Regions from separate parts of the Mus musculus genome. Here region 2 is linked to region 1. Evidence: chromatin loops called from intact Hi-C (ENCODE). Cell type or tissue: heart. All regions are shown on one strand.

Region 1 (8,000 bases):
TGTGGGTGTGCATGTGACATGGGGTCTCTTGAAGCTCACTAAGTAGGCAAGGCTGATTGGCTAATAAGCCCTAGGGATTGGCCTGTCTCTGTCTCCCCAGCATCAAGATAAGGGTGTCTTGCTTTTTATTTTTATTTCTTTAAATGGATTCCAGGGAAATTGAACCCAGGTCCTTATGTTTGATCGACTGAGGCATTGCCTCCAACTCTTTGTCACACTGTGATTTCCAAAAAGTCTCTCTTCACCTAGACATGTGGAGAGATCTGTGTTTGTGTATGACCCTAGCACACCCATGTAGGGTGTGCAAGGCATTCTGAGCCCAGGAACTTCCCAGACAAAAGATGAACTTCGGCTCACAGCACAGCTCTTATTAGTCAGAAGATAACAGGTGTTATAAACTCGGAAAATGTTTGCTCACCTCAAAAATCGATAGTGCCCCTGTAATCAACACTGTGGTTAACTGTACCCGTCTCAAAATGGGTCCAGGTTGTACTCATTTGATAATTTCTTAATAGCAGAGAGAGACTTTTGGTTAAGGTTGAAGCAGGGCCACTCTGGTTTCATGGGACCCTCTGAAGACCTGGTTTGGGGTATGGTGAGGACAGGACTACCGCTAGCTCACATAGCCAGATTCTACTGCTCTGCAATCGAGAGTTAGAGCACACGGATGGGCCACCTAAACCCAAAGCATATCAGCTTTAGAGTTTGAAAATCTAATCATTTTCATAGAGGCAGGAAGGGACCAGCTGAGCTCTAACTCAGCCACAACTCCAAGGGCAGGAGCGCTGGTCTCCAGCCCAAGCAGCACGTGGGAAACAGGCAGGGCTCTGCAAAGGACCGAGGCCCCGCCCACTGCCAGAGGTCATGTTCTGGGCTCTGCCTGGGCCAAGCCGCCAGCAGTTCTGGAGCGCAGCCAGGACAGAACACAGGCCCTGAACAGTAGCTAGTGAGCAAGGCCTCATGGGCAGGGCCCAGAGCGTGCCAGGCCCATCTCTGGGCAGAGCCCAGTGGGGTATAACACTTGAAGCTTGCTGGAGGCCACAGACAGTTTTCCTCAGGGAGCAAAGGTGGGACAGTTGGTCTGATAACCCTCATCCCTCAGATGCAGGGGAAAGGATATGCAGGAACTCAGGGCTGTTAGGTCTGCTTGGTTCCTTCCTGCTCAGAATGATGGGGGAAAAAACCCACATCCCACAGCCTAGGCCTCCCAAGCAGCAGCCAGCAGCTAGGGGCATCTTGCCTATTGTTATTGGCTTTCCTACCTGGGGAGGGGGTGGGGTCAGCCTGGCTCTCTTTGCTTTGGGTGTAGGAGGCTGAGTGGGAGGGAACCTGAGCTCAAGGTCAGGACACCTGCTGCTGAGGCCAACCCTGCTAGGCACCTGCTAAGGCTCCTCCTTCCCACGGGCATGCCTCCATGCCCAGTCTGAGTGCTGCCACTGGAGATCTGTAGTTCTGTGCTCTGGGCTATGAGTATGTTCTCCTTGGTGGGAACCCATACCCACCACACACATGTATGTTTATGTGTGTGTGTGGGGGGGGGGTGGCATATGTGCATGTGAGGTCATGCAGGTCACACATGCCATACCTACATGCACATGTGTCTGTGTGCATGTGTCCGGCACACTCACGCTCTGGATAGCTCAAAGCCAGACAGGAAAGGGAGCCAAGGAGAAAGGGACAAATTCCAAATGCCTGTCCTGCCCTCACTGGCTTGGGAACAGTGCTGCATGTCTCTCTGTGATTGATGGCCTCGGCAGTAACTCTTTATTTTTACTGAAGAAAATATAGTACTTATAGACTGCATCCATTCAGGACAAAGGATTCTCCAACAATACAGCTGTAGGCATTCCCTCTCTACTTGCACAAAGACAACACACCCAGGCCATTCTTTACATCTTGTGTTAAAAAAATAAATAAAAGGGTCCCACATACATTATCTGGTTTGAGTGTGTCCCTTACATTGTGATTCAGAAGCTCAGAGAGGCCAGGTGACTGTTCGAAGACACACAGCAGGGAGCTCTGCCTGTTACCAGAGGGCCCAAGTACATCCATCCCTGGGCTTTCCCAGTGAAGTGTCTGTTTCCCTTAAGACTAGAGCAAAGCAGTGGGCCCTTCTGAGGCCCTCGCTGAACACCAGTTCTCCAGGATCACTTTACTCGAGAGTTGCAGATGACAGCTCTAAACCAGGCATCAGCGGTGGGCAGCTCTGATGCCAGGGCACAGCCTCTGTCTCAAGAATCCTCTTGGGCTGGGTAATGGCATGTGCTCCCCAGACAGGATGTGCTGGGCTTAGGAACACTTGAAGCTGTGTGCCAGTGGCAGATGTATCTTTGTTCTTGTGGTATTGTTTTTCTCAGAGCTGGGCTGGGCTCAGCTCAGCTCCTCTTGACACCCTTGACTAGGACTCCACAGATAACATCTCTGTGCACAAGACCCTCCAAGGAGTGAGCAGGCTGCACACCTAAAGTGGTTTCAACACAAAGATGTCACCAGGGGATAGGGAAGGGAACTGGGGACTTCTTCCAGTTGGGTCAAGTACTCTAGAGAGGTCACCTTCCCTGTGCTGTTTGTGGAAGGGAACCCCAGTCATTACAGATACGCACCAGGACCTGAGAGCCAGTGAGGTCTCACACTCCTGCACCCGGCTGCTTTCTCCTTTACCCTGGTCTTGCTTGGTCGGGGGTGCAAGCTACATGGAGGTGAAAGAGGCCAGGCGCATCTCCCCAGGATAAGTCTGCACGGGTCAGTCCTGGGGCAGTCCCGGGGCTGCCTGGCTGCCTGGAATAGTGAGACAGTCTGTGGTTCCTGGCATTGGAATCTCCTTTTGGAACAGGCCTGTGAGGTGGGTGGGCTTGAGACCCACAGAGACATGCGGAAGGAGGTGTCGCATACAGGAGGACAGACGGTGTGGGCCGAGCAGGGAGAACGGATGCTTTTATCAAGGCTGGTGTGGGCATGTAATGGATGTCCTCTGTCTGGAGCCGTGGGCAACGCTGTCTAGGTCCTGTGAGAGCCCAGGAGGCCTCTGCTGGCAGGGGTTGTGTGGTCAGTGTGGAGGTTCATTATTACGTGAGTGACAAACATCTGTGGCCCTACGACCGCCTCACTGTCCCCCAGGGGAGAGAGACTCCAGTGGTTCCTGGTCTTTATTCCACCCAAACTCTGCGAAGAAGATACCATGACTGGAGGAACCCGAGAAGCAGGCATAGCCCTGTCTGTGAATCCCAGACTGGGAAAGATATTGCCTAGACTTCCAGGGGAGTGAGGTCCTCCAGGTCAGAAAAAGAGACTCCAAATTCCCTGCTGGATGTCCCGCCCACCCGACCCCGGTCCCCTGTCAGCCTTGAGACATTATCTACCCTGATCTCAGGGGGCAAAGCTATGGCTGGGCTTGGGGGATTTTACCGTTCAGTTCCCAACTGATGTGGACCAGCCAGGGTAAATCATTAACCCGCTTCTGCCAGCTCCTTTCTGAAGACGATTCCACCCTCCCAAAGGCTCACTGCCTGGCCCCGGCCCTCTCCTCCCACGCTGGACCCTTCCCCCGCCCAGCTCCACTGCACTCCAAGGGGAGAGAATGAGAAAGCAGGTCCTCCGGGAGCTGGCACGGCAGACAATGTGTGTCTTGTGTGAGTAATTTAGCGCTGTGGCCAGTCAATCTGGTTTCTGGGCCCGCTGCCCTGACCCTCTTAGAGCTGCTGGCTCTCGCCAGCACAGTGTGAAGCATTTTCTTTCACTGCTCTGACACTCCGCAGATTGAGACGTCAGCCCGGTCCAACTACAGCAAATTAGCAATTTTTCTTTTGCTAATTGGAAATAAAAACGTTTGCCGAGGGAGCTGTTTGTCGGCATGCGGTTTTCGGTTTCTGTGCACAGGGAGGCTGCGTAGAAAACACATCCCAAGGCGCTGTGCACCCCGGAGCCGGGGGGCCCCTTGCTACAAATGTGGAGGGGCCTTCTGTTAACAGTGCAGAGATATTCCCTGTTCTAGCCCCAGAAGCTATTGCTCAACCAGCGGAATATCCCCATGTCCCCAGGACGCTTCGTCTGGAGGCCCATTCTGTACTTTGAGGAACGACTGGGGTCCAGCAGGTGGCAAAGCTTTCTGGGGCAAGCCGGTGAGGAAGTTCTTCACCAGAAAAACAGAAGCTGAAAACAGGAGAGAGACCCACAGTAGCTAATGCCTTCCTGAGCACAGAACACATCTTCCCAAGAGCCGGGGGTGGGGTGGAAGTGGAGGGGGGTAAAGAGACTTCCAGAGTAGCGTGTGGGATGTCTGCCCTGCACCCATGCTGCCCAATGTGTGTCCAGGGTAGAATACATCCCTAGTCTGGCTCCATCTTAGTTCCAAGGTACAGAGACCCCCCAACCCATGAGAAGAGTGTGAAGACACCCAGTCTAGAGAGCAGATGAACACGGTCCTTTAAGGAGAACAAAGAGAAACAGACGGAGGAGCCAAAACCATTATCTAGGAGGGCTGCCTGGACCCAAACCCGGAGAGCTACATCTCAGAAGTCTGCTAATAAACAGGTCCATCGTGTCCACCCATGTGGGCGCATGTGTGCATGTGAGTACATGGCCAATTGAGTGCCGGAGCCCACGAGTGTGACTGATCATCCCTATGTACAGACCCTGCCCTCCATGTCTAGGGGCTGATCAGGAATTCCAGGCTGCAGGCCAGCACACAAAGGGTTACTGAGCCTCCTCCTTCCCTGATAAAGCTTTTGACAGCCGTGCCTAATAATTCTTTCTGTTAGAATCTTTTCTTGATGTCTTTATGCGAATATGAAATCCGGATGAAAGGCCGTGGGGAACCCTCCACAAGAGAGGAAAAAGTATCAACCAGAGAGGAAGGAAGACTGTCCTGCACTCCCTGCTGGGAGCCAGTGGCTGCCCCCCCCCATCTGTGTTGAGGCTACTGAGGCCCTCTGTGAGTGGCCAAGTCTTCCTCACTTGGGTGTGACAATGGTGTCTTCTCAGAAATGGCTGAGGAGAGGTGACAGCGCTGAGGTCATCCCTCTCATAAATGACGGGTGAAGGATGCCCTCTGCCTAGCACTTGACTATTGTCCAAGACCTCAACATCAGTAACAGAGGAGAGAAGGCTGAAGAGATGGGGGCATTCCCAGAACTCATTTTGGCGGCAGGGTGGTGGTGGTGCGGGGCAGAGTGCAGGTAGCACCCTTGATGCACCACAGTTTTAGGCATCAGCCGGCAGAGGTCACAAGAAGCCAGGCTGCTCCTTCCAGGATTTCTGGCTGGGCAGCAGCAGCCTGGGGCCAATGAGAGACTTCAGTGGGGGTATCTTGCCCTAGAGTCACAAGTTTTTTTCTGCTTTGGGCTGGAGCACCCCTCTTTTGACCCGTGAACTGGAGCTAATGCAAACTGTGCAAGTCGCCAGGTTCAGAGGGGGCTGGATTCCATTTCCTGGGGCTCCTAAGCTTCATTTTGATCCAAAGTAAGAAGTGAAAAGAATGCTTTTCTTTTCTGGTTCTGACCTGGCCTGAGCCAGAGAGACCATAAATCCTGCATTAGAGGGCTGTTCCCTTGGGGTCCTGTTTCTATTCCAGACCAAATAAGTCTGGATGAGGATGGGGTACCAGGCAAATGCCATGGTCACTGAACAGGTCCCCACCCCCACCCCGCAAGCCAGCTCATCTCTATTGCTCACCAAATCCTGAACTCCTCGCTGATGATCTGGCAGGGCAGCTCCAAAGGCCAGGCCATCCTGGGCCATTTCCAGCAGGAAGCAACCACCGCTGGTTAGTTGAGAATGGAGAAGCCCAGCTTCCTTGTGGAAGAGAGTGTTGGAGATACTGTACTGAAGCTTTTGAAATCCCATTTTGGAATGAGCTTCAAAAATACCACAACACTGATCAAGACTCTTGGAAAGGAGGCCATCGGAGGGGTGACATTACTGGCTCAGGTGCGGGTGTCTCTCCTCTGCCCTGACAACACTGCCACAGGAACAGCAACAGACTTTGAGATTAATCACAGGAGCAAGCCTTGCCTGAGCCCAACTGTGGTTGGCCATAGCCCTGGAAAGGCGTGGATGGGGCTGGGAGACAGAGGAGAAGGGGGTAAGGACTGAAGTGTGATGGAGGGGTGACGAGCAAGGCTCTGTCCTCCACAGTTCTCAGTGCTGCTGCTGGCCCCTGGTGAAGTCCCACTTTCTGTGCTATTAAACAGTTTAAATGTCTCTGGCTTCTGGGTTCGGAGCTGACTTCCATTTTGTGAGGGATCAAAGGGCAGTGGCTCCTCCAGGTTTAGGAAGGTTCAACCCTCCCCTTCACCTGCTATAGGACACAGTCTGCCTGCAGCAGCTTGCCAGCAAGAACCACTTCAGATATCTCCAAAGCCTGTCAGCTCCTGGACCCTGATGGAACATGCCTGAACCATCCTTCCCAGGCAGGCTGCACAGGGCAGTCTTTGCAGCGCCTTCTTGGAGGCGGGGGGTGGGGTGAGGCAGGGTGGGGCAGTGGGGGTGTACAGGGCCAGGGCTAGAGGTACGCATGCTCTGTGGAACTCCTCTCTGCCGCGGCTCTGCATCTGCCCAGCCCCAAGGCACGGATGTCACCACTGCGTCGGCGGCGGCAACAACGTGAGAACTGCGCGGCCCTTTCTTGTTGGTGGGACACTATTTGGACATGGCTCGTCCTACATCTCCAGGGCCTGGCAACTGCCACATCAGCACAAATTTCTCTCCCCCAACATTTCTCTGTGATATGCGGACACATTTTTTTCCCATGGAAAGAAAGTGTGGCCTTTGTAAGGGGGGCACGGCCAGCCCGAGTTACAGTAAAGATTAATCCCAAACAAGAGACAAGAGACAGAGACAAAGAGCATCACACACTTCGGCACTCAATGGATGTTTTCATAAATGTATGAATAATTTAAATTATCATTGCCGAGTATTTATTCGAGTGTTTCAGGGGGAAAATGCCTCCTCTTTTTTCTCCCTCGATTCCTTTCATTTTTGCTTCATCTCTTTTATGTGCTGCATAGGCTGTTTTTTGCCATCTGAATCGGCCCAGAACAATGGGATGTAAGAGGCTGAGGGGCCGAGGAAGAATACGGCCCTTGTTGCCGACGCCGCGCTGACATTGATTAATGAGGGTGCGGACACGGGCAGAATTTGTGAGAGCCGAGGGGGAATCGGGACCTGAGGGCATCCGAGGAGGAGGGCAGGGGCTGGCAGGGAGAAGCCCTCAGCTGCCCTCCAAGCCCAGTGGGAAAGGACAGGGGGGACGTGTGGCCTCAGAGCCACCAGCTCTGATGGACGGGTGACTCAACAGGTCCACGGAAAACAGTGCCAGGGTGGGGGGTCCTTGGGCCGATGCCCACCTGCCTGTCAGGCATCTGCTCAGCTGGTAGAGGACGGGTGGAGCTGCCATCTTGCTAGAATGATCCAGCAGGGTGGCCCTGCCCAAGGCCTTGGTCTTCTTCAGCCCCATACACACCTCCTCCAATGTGCCCGTTCCTGCTCTGGGGTCTGAATACAGAACGGCCCCGTTCCCAAGAGGCTCTGCTTTTCGGAAACTGATGGACCTCGTCCTGTGGATGGGGCCTGCCAGACTTCCTGACAAGATTCTAAGGATCCTATCTGCCAATGCATAGAACTTGTAGGCTGTGCCAGTGGACTAGCGTGCCGAGCAGGATTCAGTTCATCTCACCCTCTCTTTCCTATTTACATTTTCACCGGAGATGCTTTTGGGGGTTGGTCTGCAGCTGCTATGTAGTCAAGTGCTAATACCCATGACCTGTCTGCCCCAAGACAGCAGATTCTCATGTACACCACCAGCTTTAGTTGTACAAACCTTGATCCCCAATTTAAAACTATTAGCTAAATTAAAGGTGGCTACAGCCAGTTACTGGAGAGAAGAGAGGTAGGTGGGTTTTCAGCTACCTATCTGGGGGGGGGGGGTTGCAGGAAGGGACCAGGAGGAGAAAAAAGATGGATGGTACAGGAGGTCTCCATTGGGTATGATGGACCAGGATCTT
Region 2 (8,000 bases), 98 kb before region 1:
ATCATAAGAAACAAAACATGGGGCTGGAGAGGGGCTGGAGAGATGGCTCAATGGTTAAGAGCACTGCCTGCTCTTCCAAAAGACATGGGTTCAATTCCTGGCACCCATATGGCAGCTCACAACTGTCTGTAACTCCAGTTCCAAGGAATATGACACCTTCACATCAATGCACATACAATTAAATAAATTTTAAAAAAGAAATAAAACACACTGAAAACACCAGCAGAGACAAGAGCTAAGAAACAAACTTGATTCTAAAACTGAATAGGACCTTGCATGAAATCAGCAAGTACCCAACTAGGCTTTTTAACAGTAAGATGGAGATGGGAGACAAAGGAGAGTGGCCCTCAGGAGAGGTCCACTGGAATCACCCAGGAAATACTGAGACAAAGTGGACAGAGCCCCCATGACCTGTATCTGGGGGATGTGTAGCTAGGGTTTCAGAGGCTAGGCATAGTTACAAAAGGAAGAGATGCTGGCTGAAGAGGTAAGGAATCCAGAGAGAACAAAAGACCCAGTTAAGGAAACAAGGTAGCAAACCACAGGCTTTAATCCCAGCACTCAGGAGGCAGAGGCAGGTAGATCTCTGATTTCAAGGCGAGCCTGGCCTACAGAGTGAGTTCCAGGACAGCCAGGGCTATAGAGAGAAACCCAGTCTTGAAAAAAACAGGAGAAAATTATTGCAATATGGAGAGTCACCAGGTAGTTGTATTTATACTATAGGTATAAGATGTAAAAGCATCCAGGCTTGGTGATGCATTCCTTTAATCCCAGCACACAGGAGGCAGAGACAGGTGGATCTCCATGAGTTCAAGGCCAGCCTGGTCTGTATAAAGAGTTCCAGGCTAGTCAGAGCTACATAGTGACACCCTATATAACAACAACAACAACAACAGTAAAAGGCCAACAACCCAATTGCAAAGTGTATGAAAACCTGGAGCAAACACGTCATAAGAGCAGTCATGCCAGAGGGTAGTAGGCACACAGGTACACATCAGCCACCAGGGACATGCATACCACACCTGCGTGAGATGTTACATCATACCCACTGCAACAGTTGACATTGAAATGATGGGGAACACAGGCTGTCCGCTAGGGCAGAAGCAACTGGAACTCTGAAGGAGCATGGTGCTGGGGAACAACCATGCCTTCCACATTCAACAACATCACTCCTAATTCACATAATAATAAAATAATAATAATGATAATAATACAGCTTAGGCTCCTAAAAGGATAGCAGGAATTTTATATTTTGCCTAAATGGGAAACGATCCAGAATGTTCATTCCTGCGATGCTGAATAACAGCTTGTGGCCAGTTCATAGCAAGGATGGGTACTACAACTCTGCAATAAAAGCTGAACAAGATGTGCACACCAACTCAGACAGACTGCAGACGTCACTGTAGTGGGTGCTCAGACCATGGAAGTCTGTGTGAAGGTCAGAAGCAGGTGAGACCCCTCTAGGGTCTCAAGAGTCCAGAGCTATGGAAATGCCTTCTGACTTGTTTTTCTCAGTAGCTCCTCTCTCTGATGGAGTCGCCCACTTTGCTGTAACAGACCCAGCCCAGACACACACCCTCCTGCTGCCCTCCCTGCAGGCAGAGAACCGATGGATGCATTGGTAACCCTAGATTGTGGCCCTGACTGTTCCTGCTTGCACTGGTGAGGTTTTCCCAGGCAACATTCTTGCTCTCCAGAAACTTGGAATGGACTAAAAGGGACTGCAAGACTGCCTCGGGGTTTGACGGAAAGGCTGTGGGCAGCGTGGTGGGTGGGGGTGGGGTGAGCTGCCCTTCTGGAGGCTGCTGTGTCATGGCTTCTCCACGCCTTGTGCCGGGCAAGCTGGCAGGATCGGAGACCAGCGAGACACTCTTGGGACCTTCATTACGGCATATCTAGTCTCTGGTTTGAGGCACGTGTGTTGAGATGCTGGGCATCTCAGTTACCTGGCTCCCATGGCAGGCCGCACCAGCTGACCTGGGTCCGCTAGGCCCTCTGACTGTTCATCTCAGGCACAGATCCTGAGTGTCATCTATGTCCTCTCTACTGGAAGCTCCAGAGGGAACAGCCTTGTGCGTTGCCTGCAAGACTCCAGCCCTGGTCTGTATGCCCAGTGTGTGGCTTGGCTGGGCCTACCAACACCTCTGAGATCCTACCTGTCAACTGGGGTGGGAACCCTGCTAAGAAAAATGGTTTGTCACACCCTGCCAGACACCGTGGCTGTGACAGTTGACTTAGCCCTTGCTGGGTGTCCATCCCATATCAGCCAGGTGGAAGCTGTAGCTTACTGGTTACACAGTGGGACATGTCCCACGTCCCAACCTGAAGCCTTGGCTCACCACTGTCCTGCTGAAAGGTGCTAACAGACCTGAAGCTAACAGACAGGTGGCTTACATCATCCATGGCAGCCCTCAGACAGCTCCTCTCTCCCAAAGCACGGCACCCCCAGGGCTCAGCTTTGCCTCATTTCTTCCGGGGGGGGGTACAGTGCTGCCTTCATTGGCCATGCAGTGACTTCTGCCCCCTATCCCGCCAACCCCTCCAGCTGTTAATTTCATAAATAGGCCGTTGTTCCTCTGGATGATCTTTATGAAGCATGTCCCCGGCGAGTGGAAACATTTAGTTAATAATTTAACACTGTGCTCTCTGCTGAATTTTCAGGCCCCCAATGAGATCAATGGAGCTAACAATTGGAGTATGGGGTTTCCTGGCTCTATTTCCTGAAGACACAGGCCAGTGCAGAAGAGGCAGCCTTGTTGGGGGAGGGGTGCCGTGAGGGGACGGAAATGTAGATGGTATTGATGTGGGTTGTCAAAAATAATTGTTTTATTTCCCTGGGAGTGTTTTAGAGCCCCCAGATGCGCTGATCCATAACACGGGCCCTCTAGGAGCAGCAAGCTCGCGGGCGTCGATCGGCTTTGTGACGCCCACCTCCTAGGAGGGCGATCAGGCGTGCGTGTGCCTCCTCTGTCACCATTCACCCCAATACCATTTCGGGAGGGGCACGGGGAGAGAGGCAGCTGCCTGCACCCCTCTCCTGGCCTCATGAGGAGCCAGGTGGAAGCTTGGGATACTGCATGGGCGGGACCCCATAAGAACTCAGCTATCCTGCCAGATGCTCTAGGACCCAGACATGGCCCCCCACCAAGTACTCTACCAGGAAAAAAATGGGGTCATTCACCACCGACAAGGCCATTGGACAACGGATTCCAGAGGGTGGACTTCTTAACCCTGGGGAAGCATGGGGTATCACTGTGGACCAAAATTCCACAGGCATTTCACAGAGAATCCTGAAGAGGGAAGATTGTTCCAGGACCCTAGGGCCCCAGCCTGCCTAATGGGGTGTCCATCTGGTCCACACAAGTCTCATCATCCTGAGAGACTGAGGTAGCTGTTCCCACCGCCGAGCTGCAGCAGATGGATTGCTCCTTCCTCTTGCACTGTGGAAGCAGCGGTATGGGGGTGGGTGGGAGTTTGCTGCTGTGTTCTTTGTACAGTTCTGTAGAGCTCTGGCCTCCCCTCTGCAGCTGGTCCTCCCTGCCTTAGCAGGAGACACTGGGAAGGTGGGAGTCCCTCAGCAATGCCTCCTACACTCTGTCTGGCCTGCTGCCCAAGGCCTTGATTTTTTTTTTTTTTCAATGTTTATTCAAAGAGTGCTTCTCCCAAGATGCCACCGGAGGGTCACCGGGTGGAGACTCACATCCTTCCCACTCCACTCTCAACATTCCTAGGCCTGTGTCTGTCAGTCTGTCAGTGGTGCCTGTCCACCTGTCCATCACTAATGTGCTGAAGCTAACCTCCATCCTATCCTGGGCAGGACCTGGGGATGGCAAGGCTGGCTGGCACAGCTGTCTTTAAAGAGTGAGTGGAAGCTATGTTTCATCTAGGTGACATTCCACAGAATGTGCCATGGGGATAGAGACCAGGATACCCCTACCTAGCTGAGGGCTCAGAAACTCCCCATTAACAGCCTTGAAATTATAATCCTACCAAAGAGATAAGGCTCCACACCACTTCTATTTGACCTGCACGCCAGCAGCCAGGGACTTCCTAGTATTCTCATAAAGGAATCGGTGATACATGCCAGGTTTGGAGAGGCTGGCACAGTCCCACAACCGGGGGGAGAAATGGTTTGGCTACTGTTCCCTCTGGACTTTTCAACTGCTCTCAATCACAGTCAGTTTGGCAAAATACCACAGCCTCAAGGAAAACAGGACTCAGCTCGTATGTTGCAGTGACCTCTGTCTAGAGAGGATTCTCATCCTACCCACACTGAGTCCTTCTGGTCTAGTGGTATCCACAGGTAAATTCTGGAGACACTCAACCGCCTCCTGCCCTGGGCATCTTGACATCTCTAGGGGCATGCCCCTCCCCCAACAAGGCTGCCTCTGCTGCGCTGGTCTGTGTCTTCAAGAGATAGAGCCAGGAAACTCCATGGACAGATGGGACAGCCCACTCTCTAACTCTGAAAGAGAACTGAAGTCAGCAATTGGGTCAGAGCAAGGAGTACCTACTGCATCCCTGATTCTTGGTTTGCTGTTTAGGTATCTGGGCTGAACTGGGCATTTTGGAGTGTGTTGATGATGACACTGAAGGCTAAATATCCAGGGGTCTCCTCTGGTCTGTCCACTTGTGAGTCAGGCGAGCTTCTGGCTAGGTTTGGAAGGAAGCTCTCACCTCCTGGCAGCTGGCCGAGCTTGCTTTTCTTCCTTTAAGGTCAGCTTTCTATTCTCTCCCTCAGGAGCCACCTTTAACCCCAGAGAGAATTCAGCTCTGTTTGATTTTCTTAACCAAGCCACCCTCGCTAAGTGGGATGTTTTTCTAGTGTGTACATGGGTACACACAAAGGCATATATAACTCTGTGCACACGCATGTCAGCTTGTAAGGGGGCTAGGACATATGCATTTGGGTTTTTCCCCCCTTCTTTCTCTCTAGCATGTTTTCCAGGGTGTGGGGCTCTAGGTTGCCAGGGTGATGGGGACAGACACGGAATCAGTGAGAAATTGTGTCCCATTGTCTCTTGGAATCCCCAGGCTTGAGAGAAAAGATGCAAACTGCAGGGAGTTTACACACAGCCAAGTCAGTGCCGAGTGAGTGAGTGAGAGGCCTGCTCCGTGTGTGCACAGCTCTGCCCAAGCTAACAGAGTCCAGCCAACCATTCTTCTTTGCTATGTCGGCTGGTCTCCCTTAGCTGTCCTCCATGGAGGCCTCAGGTAAAGAGGACTTTTCTCATAGAAATGATGATCCTGGAAGTCCTAGCCCAGCCAGTTAGGTTTTTTTTTTTTTTTTTAAAGTGAGGCCATCCAAGCTGGAACAAGGAGTCAAACAGCCCTGCTTGCACATGTTATGATTCTATTACAAAGAAACCTAGAGATGCCCAAAAAGCACCAAAACCTATAGAAAAATTTGTAGAGTCATTAGCTGATAAATTTAGTAAAGTCATTTGATATAAAACCATCACATGATGGTCAGTGGTGTTTCTATACACCAGTAACAACCTGCAGGTCAAGAGGGAAATCCCACTTGTAATGGCTACAACTAAATACCCAGAAATACATTTAATCAAGGAAGTGAGGTATCTATATAATGACAATTATAAAACACCGGGGGGAGGGGGTGCCCTATGGTTGTGGATTTGAAAGATCAGCAATGTTAAGTGTTCACACTACTGAAAGCAGCCTACTGACTCAGTGCAATTCTTACCAAAACCACTAACGCATGTGCCACAAACATACGATTAACACTCCTAAAATTCTAACGTATCCATAAAGACCCCCAAACACCCAGAACTACCCTGAGCAAAGAGAACAAAGCGGAGGCATCCATCATAGTACCTGACTGCAAACCCCACTTCAGAAACTAAAGCCCCAAACACACTTGCATAAGAACAAATAGAGTCTAATGGAACAGGACTGAAAAATCCAGAAATAAATGCATGTCTTTATAGCCAACTTAGAGGATGTTTTTGCTTTTTGTCTGTTGGTTGGTTTGGTTTGAACATAAGCTCTATGTTCTCATGCATCTTAGGCTTGCCTTGTACTTGCTGTGTAGCTGAGGACGACTTTGAATTCTGGATCCTCCTGCCGCTACCTCCAGAGTGCTGGGATTAGAGGCATGGAATCCACCGCACCTAGTTTTAGTAGTGCTGGGCCTCCAATCCCAAGCGTGCTATACAAGCACTGCACCAACTGAACTGTATCTCTAGCCATAGAGAACTGATTTTTGACAAAGACACATGAACATATATTGGAGATGCCAGTCTATTCTATAAATGGTTGTGGGGAAAGGGAGTATCCATAACAGAGGAGACTCTGATCTCTCCTCACTTATAGGACAATTGACAATAGGTCACAGACTTAAACACAAGAGCTGAAAAGTGCAGAAGTACTAGAAGAAAGCACAGAAGAATCCCTGGTGTTGCAATGAACAGATGATACATTCCCAGAGAAACCTGAGAGATTCCACCAAGAAAACGTCAGAACGGATTCGTAGAGGGGAATGATATAAAGTCAAAACACAAAGGCAAATAACAATAAAGGAACTGAAGGTGAATCCTGAAAAGCCTTTATATGTGACCCCCCAGAAGCACAGGCAATGAAAAGCAACAGATGATGAACAGGGTCATCTCCAGTTAAAAGAGGAACCTGAACAGCAACCAAAGGAACAGAGCAAAGAGAGCCTGTGGGGTGGAAGAGACTCCACCCATCAAGTAATACGAAGAACACATAAGAACCCAAACCCAGCCAGACCCAGAAACTGGATCCAAAGACGGGCAAATGATCCGAAGAGACATTTTTCAAAAGAAGATATCTAAATGGCCAAGACGCGTGTAAAAAGTGTTCAACATCACCAACCATCCAGGAAGTACAAATGAAGCCACCCCGAGAGACTGCCTCACTCCACCTAGAATGACCATTATCAACAGGTCAGATATTAGCAACTGTTGCTAAAGATGTAGAGAGAAAAGACTCACTGTGCTGATGGGAGCTTAGATGGCACGGCCATTATGAAAACAGTAAGACGGGAACTATTTACAGGCCAGCAATCTCACTGTTGGGCATGCATGCAAAGGCACAGACATCCATACATCAAAGAGACACCTGCTGCCCATGTCTGCTTTACCATTGCTCTTGAGGACTGTGGTCATGTCAGGGAGGTGGCCACTGAAAGATCAGTGGGGAGAGTGGGATGTGTGTGATACAACATTCAGCTTGGGGTGGCGGAGACAGTAAAATGTGTGCCTTGCAAGCGTGAGGACCTGAGGTTGGTCTTCAGAATCTATATAAAAAAGCCGGGCACTGCGGCATGTGCCCGACGCACCAGTACTAGAAAGGCAGGGATAGGCAGATTCTCGGCCTCAGCTCCAGGCAAATGAGAGCAGCCTGTTCTCAAAAAACAAGAACAGCATCCCGAGGAAGGACACCTGAGGCTAACCTCTGATTGGTGCACGCACATACATATATATGCACCCACATTAATCCACACAGCATAATTTAGCAGTAAAGAGATGAAGCTCTAGCTAGGCACACCTTTAATCCCAGCACTTGGGAGGCAAAGGCAGGTGGATCTCTGTTAGTTCCGAGCCAGCCTGGTGGTCTACAGAGTGAGTTCCAAGATATCCAGAGCAACAAAGAAACCTCCTTGTCTGGACAAAACAAAAAACAAAAACAAAAACAAAAGGAAAAGAAAAATAGGAAGATAAGAAGCTCTGTCACGTGCAGGGACACGGACAAGCACAGAACAAACCATGTTAAGTGAGCTGAGCACGGAAAGACAAAGACTGAATCTTTTGTTCACATGGAGAAGCTACAACCAGCTTCTGTTCAGTAGCCAGTGGTTGCTGAAGTGGGGAAGGGTGGGAGAGAAGGTGGCTGATTGAAAATGAACAGTAATGTCTGACTGATGCTCAGCTGCAACAGTGTAACAGTAGCTGATGGCAGTTAGTTGTGTGATGCAAAGTATCTAATTCAGAAAGGTCCTAACACAAAGAAACATCAGT

What was found. Hi-C counts contacts between places; a loop is a spot of excess contacts. Peaks named below come from ENCODE experiments on the same cell type or tissue, not always from the same donor. Only the 100,000 strongest peaks of a DNase experiment are listed, where the experiment ranks them.
Region 2: it touches region 1 in a loop (2.4-fold over the local background); 2 of 42 quality-filtered maps call a loop at or near these places.

The regions. Positions count from the first base shown.
Region 1 is chr4:154,496,305-154,504,304 of GRCm38, forward strand. The region is part of intron 2 of Prdm16 (PR domain containing 16); the gene reads right to left. Among named protein-coding and RNA genes, the nearest start is that of Gm52688, 6.6 kb to the right of the region's middle. In heart, a CTCF peak has its summit at 3,583; DNase peaks (open chromatin) are centred at 887, 3,647 and 6,342; H3K4me3 peaks cover 697 bases; H3K27ac peaks cover 6,805 bases; H3K27me3 peaks cover 1,154 bases.
Region 2 is chr4:154,398,057-154,406,056 of GRCm38, forward strand. All of the region lies in intron 3 of Prdm16 (PR domain containing 16), which reads right to left. Among named protein-coding and RNA genes, the nearest start is that of Arhgef16, 100 kb to the left of the region's middle. In heart, no CTCF peak of the experiment used is centred here; no DNase peak of the experiment used is centred here; H3K27ac peaks cover 3,396 bases; H3K27me3 peaks cover 3,732 bases.